Linked DNA regions of Homo sapiens: region 2 is linked to region 1. Evidence: chromatin contacts called from ENCODE Hi-C or POLR2A ChIA-PET data. All regions are on one chromosome and are shown on one strand. Each heading gives the region's core, a stretch centred on a gene start or an enhancer-like site at or near the end of the contact. The rest is flanking DNA. Distances are from core to core; before and after follow the strand shown. Region 1 holds the start of TPRG1 (tumor protein p63 regulated 1). Region 2 has its middle 110 kb from the start of MIR944.

Region 1 (5,233 bases), core at 2,300-4,799:
TGGTCAATAGCCGTAATGCCCATCAAAGACACCATGTTGTGCCTGATCTGAAACCCTGAGCCTGCCAGCACCCAGGATCTGGTGAAGACCCAGACTTCTGGCCTCATTCCACTTCAGTTCCACTGGCCCTATATTGAGCTGTAGTAAATGCTTCCTACCCTTCAAATATACTTCAAATAGTATTGACTTGGGAGTTTACTTAAACTCTTCTCTTGTTGAAAACTCTTCTCACGTCTATTGAGCCAAAGCCCAGTTCGAGTGCCATTTCATCCTTACAATTATCTCTGATGGCAACCTACCTAGTTGCCATAAATCTCTTCTTCGTGAGACCTCAATATTTGCTTTCTTCTTCGTCTTGAAATATTTATCATATTCTGTCTTGCATTATAGTTACTTGTGTACACATTTTCAATACTAGATGGTAAGCCCCTTTGAGAAAGGGTCTCTACTCTTTACCCCTAAATCCCTAAGCTTAGGGTTGTATAATACACCATAGGTGATCAAAAGGTGATTATTATATTAGTGGGTGAATAAGAGAAAACATATCATTAAGCTAGTCTCTAGTATTTCAGCAATTTGGATTCTTTGGAAACAGGGCATTATATTGCTATCTATGTGCTATCATACATCATAATTTCTTTTCTTGTTTTTATGCCATTGATCGATTGAGTAAAGAGGATTACCCTGCAAGTATCAACTGTCCTTCCTATTCTTTTATAGGCATCTAAATATTATGCTGCAGCAGTGTCATCTTGCTTAATACTTTAGCATTCAAGTCACTGAGTTTTGATAGCTAGCTGAAGAAAATATCCTGGGTAGGTATCAGAGCCAACGGTATGTTCTACTGAAGTCATCATATATCCTATATCTCTTACATAGTGAGAGGTTAGGAACAAATAATTAACTTCACCTCTTCCCTGGTGCCATTAACCTGTAGCCTGGTCTGTCATTATGTAGAACTAGGTTTCCGTTGAAAGAGAATGATTGAAAGGAATCCTAATACCTAAGAGATTGGAAGAGATCAGAAGTGGAAAATTCAAACACTTGGTAGCCTAAATCAGGTAAAATGGGAGCTGTGGAGGATGGGGGAAAACATGTTCTATCTACAGGAAGAAGTTGCTGCCCGGCCCCAGCACAGGTGTTATCCATGAGGGGATGTGGGTCCATTATTATCAGATCTCCTGATCTTCCTGAAAACAAGATATCTGGATTTTTTACAGGAAATTTCCTAGATATCAAATACTTTGGAACTAGTTTTATCTTGTTTAACATGGCAGCACAAACAAAGCACATCTGCATGCTGGATTCACCTGTGGCTGCTGCTCTGCAAGCTCTGGAGTAAATGAATTCTCGGACTTGACGCTGCCATTAGATTAAACAATGTTGAGTAAAATATCAACTATCACTTCAAGTTTTAAAAGGATCAAACTGAGTGGCACTTATTTAGGAAGATCCCAGAAAATATAAAAATCCAGACAGGCTGAAGAAAATGAAGATGCCACCACCTCTTGCCCATCTCCCCATCTTATACCTAAGGAGCAGCTCCAACATTTGGCCGAAGCAAATATTCCAGAAGAACCAAGTCAATAAAGAGAGAGGCTTCTCTGACAGATTTCCCTGCTCTAAAGGGCATGATACCATCTCCAGTAGATGCTAAGCAAAGGTCAAAGTGCCCTAAAACTCTTAATTGGAAGAAATCTTAAAGGACATCTAGTTACAGTCTCCAAAATGACATGGCTAATGCTTCTGCTTGGGACTCCTAGCACCATTCACTACATATTGTGGGCAATGAAAGAGTAAGAGACCCATATGTGACTTGCAGCTCCAATGATACTGGCTGTGTGACTTGTGCATATCACTTCATCTTTCTGGGCCTCAGTTTCTCTGTTTTGAATAAAGTAATCAATTAAACGATTTCTTCAGGATCCTTACAGCCAGAAAGACACCAAGAATATATAGAAGTTCCAGCCTGACCAACATGGTGAAACCCCGTCTCTACTAAAAATACAAAAACTAGCCAGGTGTGGTGGTGCATGCCTGTAATCCCAGCTACTCAGGAGGCTGAGGCAGGAGAATCGCTTGAACCCGGGAGGTGGAGGCTGCAGTGAGCCGAGATCGCGCCACTACCCTCCAGCCTGGGCAACAGAGCAAGGCTCTGTCTCAAAAAAAAAAAAAAAGAAGAAGAAAAGAAAGAAAAAGAATATATAGAAGTCTGCCAAAGATTATATAGCATTACAACCCAATGCATTTGTGGTGGCCCCAAGGGATGACTATCAGTACTGTCATAATAAACTCAAACAGACACACACACACATACACACATGCACACACACACAGAGGAAACATTTCCTTCCACAACTAAGAATGATATAACCTTTTGAGCATGAAAAGAAAAATGATAGCTAAAATTAGCATCTTAAAAAGTAAACTACATAATAACTGAAGATGAGATTTCCTTAAAACTGTAGAACAATGAGATACTATGATAGCTGTCACAAGAGAGGAAATTGCATGAGTGTATTTGAAAGGATTTGGGGGTGTTTTTCCCCCATTGAGATTTGCTTTTCTACATACCACAGTGTGACTGAAAAGCTAAAATATTTCCCCAGGGCCTGTATGATCTGTGCCTCACTACGCTGCCTCTGACATTTGGAGAGTGTCATTTAGCCCCGAATTAAAACCTGCTTATACAGAGATCTGGAGGATGTCTCAGGCGCCAAGTAGTCATCGCTGTCTCATTTGCCTATCACCTTTCAGTTTACAACTCCCCTTTACATACATGCCCTCGTTTGTTCTCTAAAAACAGCCCTGTTTGATGGGACCTATATATTATTATGAAATTTCCCTCAGATGAATTCAAAAATAACCCTCTCAAACTGCCTGCAAAGAAATAATCACCTTTTGTTTGCCATTTAACGGTTCAGAAAGGCTTTTCACTTCTTTTGGCTTTTGGGGATAAGGTATGACCTGCTGGGTTCTATAATAGAGGAAGAGGGAAGAAGGAATCAAATCTAATCTTGGCCTTAACCTGCTGATCCAATTGGAACAAATCACTTCAATTGACCAAGCTTCAGTTCACTAAGCCACCAAATGGAGAAAATTATACCCATCCTACTGCACTATAGGGCAGTTAAGATCAAAATCAATATATAGATAAGTATGTCAAGTGGCTTTATAGGCTAAAAAATGCTAGCCTACAAGCCTCATCAACCCTGGACAGTAAGGAAGAATAGGGAAATTTCACATGGTAATGCAAAACTACAAACCTAAACCAAACTGCAAGTCAGTGGGGGAGGTGACCAGAAACTCGGCTTAGGGGACAGAAGCAATTGGTTCATAGAGAAATAACCCATCTCTGCAGAACCAGTGACAAGCCACTTGATCTTACCTGACTAGGCTGGTCCTCAAGGCTCTTCTTTCTCTTTCTGCACAAAGGGGGCTAGACCACAGATAGTGGCCAGGAGAGGTGTGATTGGCTCAGATAAAGCCAGGCAAGACAGTGCCCTGTGCTGTGACCCCACTCAGTCTGAATCTCACTTCACCAAGTAGGCTGAGAGTTACACTGCCACCCTCAAATAGTCAAATGAAAGGACTGAGGATGTTTACAGGGTGGAACTCAACCCGTCAGAGGCAGAGAATTGGGTTTGTGGGTGGGGCCTTTCTTGTTCTGCAATGACACACCTTTACCTCCTGTCCTCTCCCTCAAGAAGTCCTGCATTTTTCTGCCAACTCCCTCTAATACACATCCAGCTGAGGGAGCAGGAGCAGCCTATCATCCATTCCTCCATGGCTTCTGTATGCCTCCAAGTAGTTATAATTAAGCTTAAGCCTGAGGCCTACACTCCTATCATTAATATTCTTTATGATGGCTTGATTTATTGGATATTTGTGATTTTAAGCATCACTACCACTCTTGTCAAAAATGTAGAAGACATGTAGAGCAGTGTATCTCTGAAAACAAACACATGTACACACAATCTCTGGTCAGTATTCCTATTAGGAAATGTGCCACATGATATTGTCTCTATGTAAGTGTGTATCCCCCTCCCTAGATGGGGGGCCCCTTGAGGGCAATGCTACATCTTATTCTCTCATATACTCCTCAAAACACCCAGCAGATAGTAGGTAATAAATAAATACACATTGAATTAATGATGATCCATTAATATCTATTTAGTGAATCCTGATCTGTCATTTAATGGCTTTGCAGCCTATAGCAAGTCATAATCTATCTTTCTGAGGTTTTTTAATTTTGGTCATCTGTAAGTTGAGAGTATCATTTCTCCTTCAGAAATGCAGATAGAACTTGAAAGGAAGCATATGAGAATAAACCTAGGATAAGATTTGACATAGCAACGGTGCTAAAAAAATGAAATAGAATCTTAATGAACACATTCTGAAACCTAAGCAAGTGTGTTCTACATACAGAGTTGGTATAAAATAAAGTATGAACTGCACAAGTAGGTGGATTGCTGAAAGAAAGGAGAGCACAGAAAACAAAATGCTGTTATGTGTATGATTGAATTTCAATCTTCTATCCTAAATTCTCTACTTCATTCAGCAGACTCTGGCCAAATCAGATTGTATTTGTTTGATGGCTGGAGGAACGGGTGTGCGCTGACAAAGTAAATTGGTTGAATTCCATTCTTTTAAAAGAAAAATAACTAATATTCACCCTTCAAAAAATGTTGTTTAAAGTTCCAGGAATACTGAGGTCATGAAGCGATTCCACAGGAAATGAAGTGCAAACTGGCAACTCGCCACTCAGGAGAGGTCACAATGAATAAACAGTCCTTTTACCTGCTTCCACCGTGTCGAGGACGTCATGTATACTAACTCAACAGTAGTTAACTGAGCAACTACCTTGAGCTTTCTCAGTTATCCACATAGACAAGGATATGAAAAGGAACCAAACACATTCTCTGGCATAAGGAGCTCAAGAAGATAAAATTTGTAAGTGAATTAGCATTGCACGATATAGAAGATGATGAGCACCACAGACAGGATCCTAACAAGTACTATGGTAATCCAGAGGAGGGAGCAACTCCAGGAAGGCTGCACAGCGGTGGAGGCGGCATTAGATCCGGGCTGTTAAGAAGAGCCAGGATTTCAACAAGCACAGATGGTAGAGTTGGGTATAAATGTTATTGGTGAGATGGACTCAGCCACAGTTACCTGATCAAACTGATTTATGCCCCCTCCCTAATACAGACCCCAGGCTGAAAAGAGAGTT
Region 2 (5,623 bases), core at 2,926-5,425, 770 kb before region 1:
TCTTTATTTTATTATTTTTTTTGAGACGGAGTTTCACTCTTGTTGCCTAGGCTGGAATGCGATGGTGCAATCTCGGCTCACCACAACCTCCATCTCCTGGGTTCAAGCAATTCTCCTGCCTCAGCCTCCTGAGTAGCTGGGATTACAGACACGTGCCACCACGCCTGGTTAATTTTGTATTTTTAGTACAGACGAGGTTTCTCCATGTTAGTCAGGCTGGTCTTGAACTCTCGACCTCAGTTGATCTGCACACCTCAGCCTTCTGCTTATTTTCTTCATAACCCTTAATATCATAACTTCCTACTTATGTGTAATCTAACTTGATTTATTGACTACCTCCTTCTGCCCAGAATAAAGTTTCTAAGACAAGAGTTCCATTCATTGCTATATTTCCACAGTTTAAAATATTACATGACACAGATAAGAAATGCATAACTATTAATTAAATGAGTAATTAATTAATGTACACACAATTAAATGAAAGAGTGAACAAACACATTGGAAAGGACAACTGACTGAAAGTCACAAATTTTAGCTTAATCACTCAGGATTTGGGAGGCTCTGAGAAAATTACCCTCTAACTCAAATTCTTAATTTCTCCAACTAAAAAATGAAGGCATTAGTCTCAATACTCTTTGAGAATACTATAAGTAATGGTACTGTCAAAGTCTAGGAGCCAATAATAAGTATAAACTAGAATCCAAATTTGTTGCTAAACAGGGTCCGAAAGCAATAAACAATAACAAGGGAAAGAGAAGCATTGTGCAAATTCCAACTGAGAAAAAAATATATACAAGAAACATGAGAATTCCATATGTGAGGAAACACACAAAAGGCAGGTGACTGGGGCAAGCTGACACAGTCAATTTGTTACAGGGCTAGGATTGAACCTCAGCCCAGGGATATGTTGCCCTGGCAGCCTGGAAGAGAGAGTCAGTCCCCATCTGATTACAAAGCCCTGCACTGATACAATTTGTGACGAGAACACTGCCTGGAAATCTTTCCTCGTACCCGCCTAATGGCCCCCAGAGTGGGTGGATTCTCGAATTAGTCATATGAGAACAGAAGGCTTAAGAGAACACACATCTAAGTTCTAGGCTGTTCCACTTAGAAGAGTATCACGTCTTCGGAAATGGAAAGCAGTGTCACCGTGCGCACAACTTTCTGCCTACTGCAACACTGTCTCCGGTGGGAGCAACAAGCTGGCCACCATTTTAGGGCAAAGGGGGAGGGTGGAAGGGACTGGACTGGTAAATTTGAAACAGACACTGTAAGCACTACAGCTGCCACACCCTGAGTGCGAGGAACAAGACCGGTTATTCAACTTCCCCTGTATAGCTACTGTATGGAAACGATGCCCAGTAAGGTCAGAGAGTTATCCTGCAGTAACCAAACCCATGGTGTTGCACTGATTATCAGAGCGATCTGCTTCTGCCGTTGTGGTTGAGTAGGATTTTGCTGTTGTCACCTTGTTTGGTAATGCAGAGATAGCCAAGTGTTGCAGATGTAATTGTCCCTATTAAAATATCCTCTTGGCAGTTCCTGGTGTGTGTGTGTGTGTGTGTGTGTGTGTGTGTGCTCATGTGTATCTCTATGTGTTTACCAACCTCTTCAATCTTCACAGAGCAGCTCTGGGAACCTGGTTTCCACCTTAAGGAAGTAATCATAAGTGGGACTAAGATCCAACTAACAGATACCAAACGCCTAGTTCATGCTAGTCATTTTCTTGGACGTTTTGTGCTGATCTAAAACCTCGAGAGCCAGAATGATTGGTTCCATTTATAGACAAGAAAACTGAGGCTCAGAGAAGTTGGGAGGTAAATACTCAAGGCTCTACTGAGAGCAAGTTGTCAAGTCAGGATATAAGGATTTTAGGATTTGTCTGCCAGACACAGAAATATTTCGTCAAATAAAATCTTAGGCAGACTACCACTGTAAACAGCAGGAAAAATCAGAGCTTCTTGGGCTGAAGCAAGAGTCAGGAATTTGGAGCTCTCTCCGCTAACCCCTTCTCATCTTTCCCCATGGTCTTCCTAGAGCTCTGTGGAACACATCTGAAAAGGCTTGCTGGGTGAACTTGATTTCACTCCCAGCTCTAAAGTTCTATTAATCTAAGATTCGCAGAAGTTCCTGCTCATATCCGGATGTAGACTATTTACTCCTTTCTTTGGATGAGCACTCAGTATTCAGACCTCCGATATGGGAATCTGAATTTATTCACAGTTTACAGAATCATAGACTACTAAGAGTGGAAGAGACCGTAGAAATTAATAAAGCTGGTAACTCTACATTTTAACTATATGATAATCCTTTTTTATTTTCACTGAGTCATAGTAACCCAGAAAAAGAAAATGATTTTCCCGGGGCAGTCATCCAGTCAGTTGTCCTCTGTCCTCCAAAGAGGTGACATTTATAATATATAACAAGCAGTACATTCTCAACAACCAGAACAAATAAAGCATAGGGCAGGGGCCAGGGCCACAACCTGGATTGTGAGGAGGTCTCAAGGTTTTAAAGGAGGAACTGAGGAGGCTAGAGGCAGAGGTTGCTGTGGTTCAGGGGCTGGGGCTGGGGAAAGTGGCTATTTATGAATTGTCTGAATTTTGCCCTACTGCTGATGCTGCTTCCTTTTCAGAAGGGGACAAAAGAGGCAGGGAGGAGCAGATCTTCTGCCAGTCAAATGTCACATTAAAGAATTCCACCCAGATCCACACAGGTGCAGACACCTGAGGGGCATTGCCGTTCAGATAGTGCTGTCTCTGGTAATTGGGTTGACATCATCTAGCAGCCTTAGAGGATGTGAATCCTTTCCATGACTCCTGTCACCTTCTATCTGGCGGTGAAGACTGCAGGCTGGAACCTGAGTGATTATGCAAAAGCAGACACAGGGAACCTAGAAGATCACACTGCTCAATAGAGAGACTTTCCCCTAAGTTCCAATCCAAATACCCGAGGAAAAGCAAAGGGCTGAGACCCCACTTGCCTAGAAATGAATACAAGGAGGGAGCCAAGAGTCATTATGAAATTATGTGCCTATGGGAGTGGAAATCTCTCTAGTGGTCACTTCTTCCAACACCCCGTCTAAGGCTTGAATTTTCAGGATGAACCATCATCCCCGGCCCCAACCAGACTGAAAGATGCTTTGTTCCAGAATGAGCCTTGTTCTTCCTCCCTTCTAGATCTTTCTCTATATAGTCTTGTCTGCCTGCAAACCCTCCCTCTTTCCGTGCTTCCTTTGGGGCCTATCTTCTACTCGCCTTCCATGTCTCTTTTTAGATAATATTTTTTTTTCAAGCAGTTTTCTCTGGTCCTCCGAGTCTGCATTAGGTGCCTCTTAGATATACAACTATAGCTGTTGGAACTTCACACATGCAGCATTTATTACAATCATGTTTTCATCACTCTCTCTTTCCTGGACTATGAGCTACATTGGGATGGGAGGGATTGGTTCTGTTAAAATTTTAACAGCAGCTCCCACCACGGGGCCTAACCCAACAAGAGCATTCAAAAAACATGAATGAATGAATGAATGAATGAATGAATGAATGAATTGCTATATCTTGACTACCGATAAAGTGTTTACATTCAAAATCCTATAATCATACCATACTTATGACAAAGATAACATGTTTTATGATTATAAGAAGTAATATTTTAATTTTCATTTTATGAATGAAGAAACAGACTCAGAAAAGAAAGCAATTGATATGTATTTAGCACACATGTGAGCCATTTATTGTCCTAGATGTTTTCAAATCTTTTATTATTATCCTCACCCTTATTTTAATCACTCTTTAGAATTTATTTGCTTTTAAAATGTGTATACAGTACAATTCATTATTTTCAGGTTCACTTCTATGGGTCACAAATGCGTGGAGCTGTGAGACCACCACTGTAATCATGACACAGAACTTTCCTCCTCCCACCCACCCCGCTGCCCTTTGTGTCATTCCCTCCTGACTCATTCCTGGGCAATCACTGGTTTGCTCTCCACCCCTACAGTTTGTCTAGACACATTTTTAACAAATAAAAAAGCAAGGCTCAGAAAGTTTAAGTAACTTGCCCAAGGTAAGCAGCTAATAGGTGATTAGATTTAGCCTTTGAACCCAGCACTTCTGATTCCCTGTAAAGGCTGGAAAACATGAGTGTGGAGCCAAGGAAAACAGCTGTCACATTCTCTTGTCTACCTCCCACCTTCCATAGAGAGGCCTTTGTTCTTAGTGTTCTATTAGAGGCAAGGCAAACACGGCCTCATTACCAAAGGCAAAATCTGATAAAGTTCCACCTCTGATCATCCACTAAGTGCTGAGGGAAGACTCTGTTCCTACCTAGCAGAATAATCTGAAAACCATTATGATCTGCAGCCTGTTTAGCTGACTATGGTGTAAGGCATTGGTCTTTTTCCAGTTCCCTCACTTATCTCCAAGAAAAGAGGGCTCTGAAAGGAGGTCACTGCTAAACATCTAGCCTCCCAATTCACCAGCTTCCCCACTAAGGCCCGGGGGCCCTTTGCTAGACATAGGTAAGACCACAGGTGGGCCTTGCTTGCACAAAGTGGATGCTGCTGCTAATTGGGTTGATGTAATTAACTGTCATTGTTGTTCACCCGGGAAGACAGCCATAGTCTCAGCACGAGCAGCCTATCTGGGCCAGCCTGTGGCAGCAAGCACAAATCTTATTGGAGCTCCAAAAGCAAACAGGTTTAGAGGCAGCTTCAAAGGTGAAGAGCTGGGCTGCCGCTGGGAGAAGGCCATTTCCCTGGGAGGCGTTGGCTTTGTAGGCCATGAGGGATAGAGAAATCATTTTATCTTCATCCTGCTTTTAATCAGGATGGCAGGATATTGGTGCCACTTTTGTTTAAAGATAATCTTTCTCTTTCCTAAATTAAAAAAAAACAAAACAACTTGTTTGAGGCTGAAGGAAAATAAGTGAGCTGAGATCTGCCCTAACAGAGGGAGAAAATAGCTATAGGCCTCCTCTTTCTACACTGGGCCCCACCACAGCTCCTTCTCCCCACCATCCTGAGACCCCAACTCTCTTTCTTCCCTAAGAAGATACCTTGAAAAATTATTTGCAATTCATGAAGGCTGAATCGCTCCCCATCCCCAGCCTTTAGGCTCACAGCCTTTGCTACAAAATGCCATCTAGCTGTACCCAGTTAAGTTAGATCTACCTGTGAGGGTTTCTCGGATCAGTAGCCCAGACATGTTAGGTGGGGGAGTCTCCAGAATTTGCATTCTGCATTCTCTGTAATAGACCAAACCCAAGACTCTAACACAAAACTAGGAACAGCAAATAGTGAAAGACATTTCACAGGCTATGGAAACCTCAATACTGTCCTGGTTAATAACTAGCTGTGGGATTTTGGGTGAGTTGTTTGTGTTCTGAACATCATCTTCCTCCTCTGTGCAATGGAAGAAATAATACCTATTTTTACTGGGTTGTAGAAAGAATAATGCATGTAAAGCGGCATACAGAACACATCAATAATAGTAATTATGATCATCCCATCATCACCATCACCATTTACTCAACAGAGTTTTGTTCAGACAACAATGTTTGGATATTTCTGCAAATTATATACCTAAGTTGTTCTCTGCCTTTTGCTGCCAATCCACAATAT

What was found. Hi-C counts contacts between places; a loop is a spot of excess contacts on that map. ChIA-PET counts read pairs that join two places held with the same protein, here RNA polymerase II (POLR2A). Pooled maps may share reads with other maps.
Region 2: a loop to region 1 is called in a pooled map, with 3 times the contacts of the local background. The contact joins the enhancer-like site here to the promoter of TPRG1 in region 1. A Hi-C loop is called at or near these places in 1 of 168 maps with a recorded cell type or tissue (PC-9), 1 of 37 single-sample maps with no recorded cell type and 6 of 50 pooled maps. POLR2A ChIA-PET finds 5 or more read pairs at or near these places in 1 of 52 experiments (activated naive CD4-positive, alpha-beta T cell).

What each region holds. Positions count from the first base shown.
Region 1 is chr3:189,170,287-189,175,519 of GRCh38, reverse strand. It overlaps TPRG1 (tumor protein p63 regulated 1), which reads right to left and starts at 3,549. Exons shown (of 6, transcript NM_198485.4): 1 at 3,389-3,549.
Region 2 is chr3:189,940,328-189,945,950 of GRCh38, reverse strand. No RefSeq gene overlaps it. Among named protein-coding and RNA genes, the nearest start is that of MIR944, 110 kb to the right of the region's middle. Within about 2 kb of position 4,175, at least 6 of the 41 ENCODE cell types and tissues checked have a DNase peak (open chromatin) inside an H3K27ac peak, as active enhancers do; they include PC-9, where a contact is called at or near this core.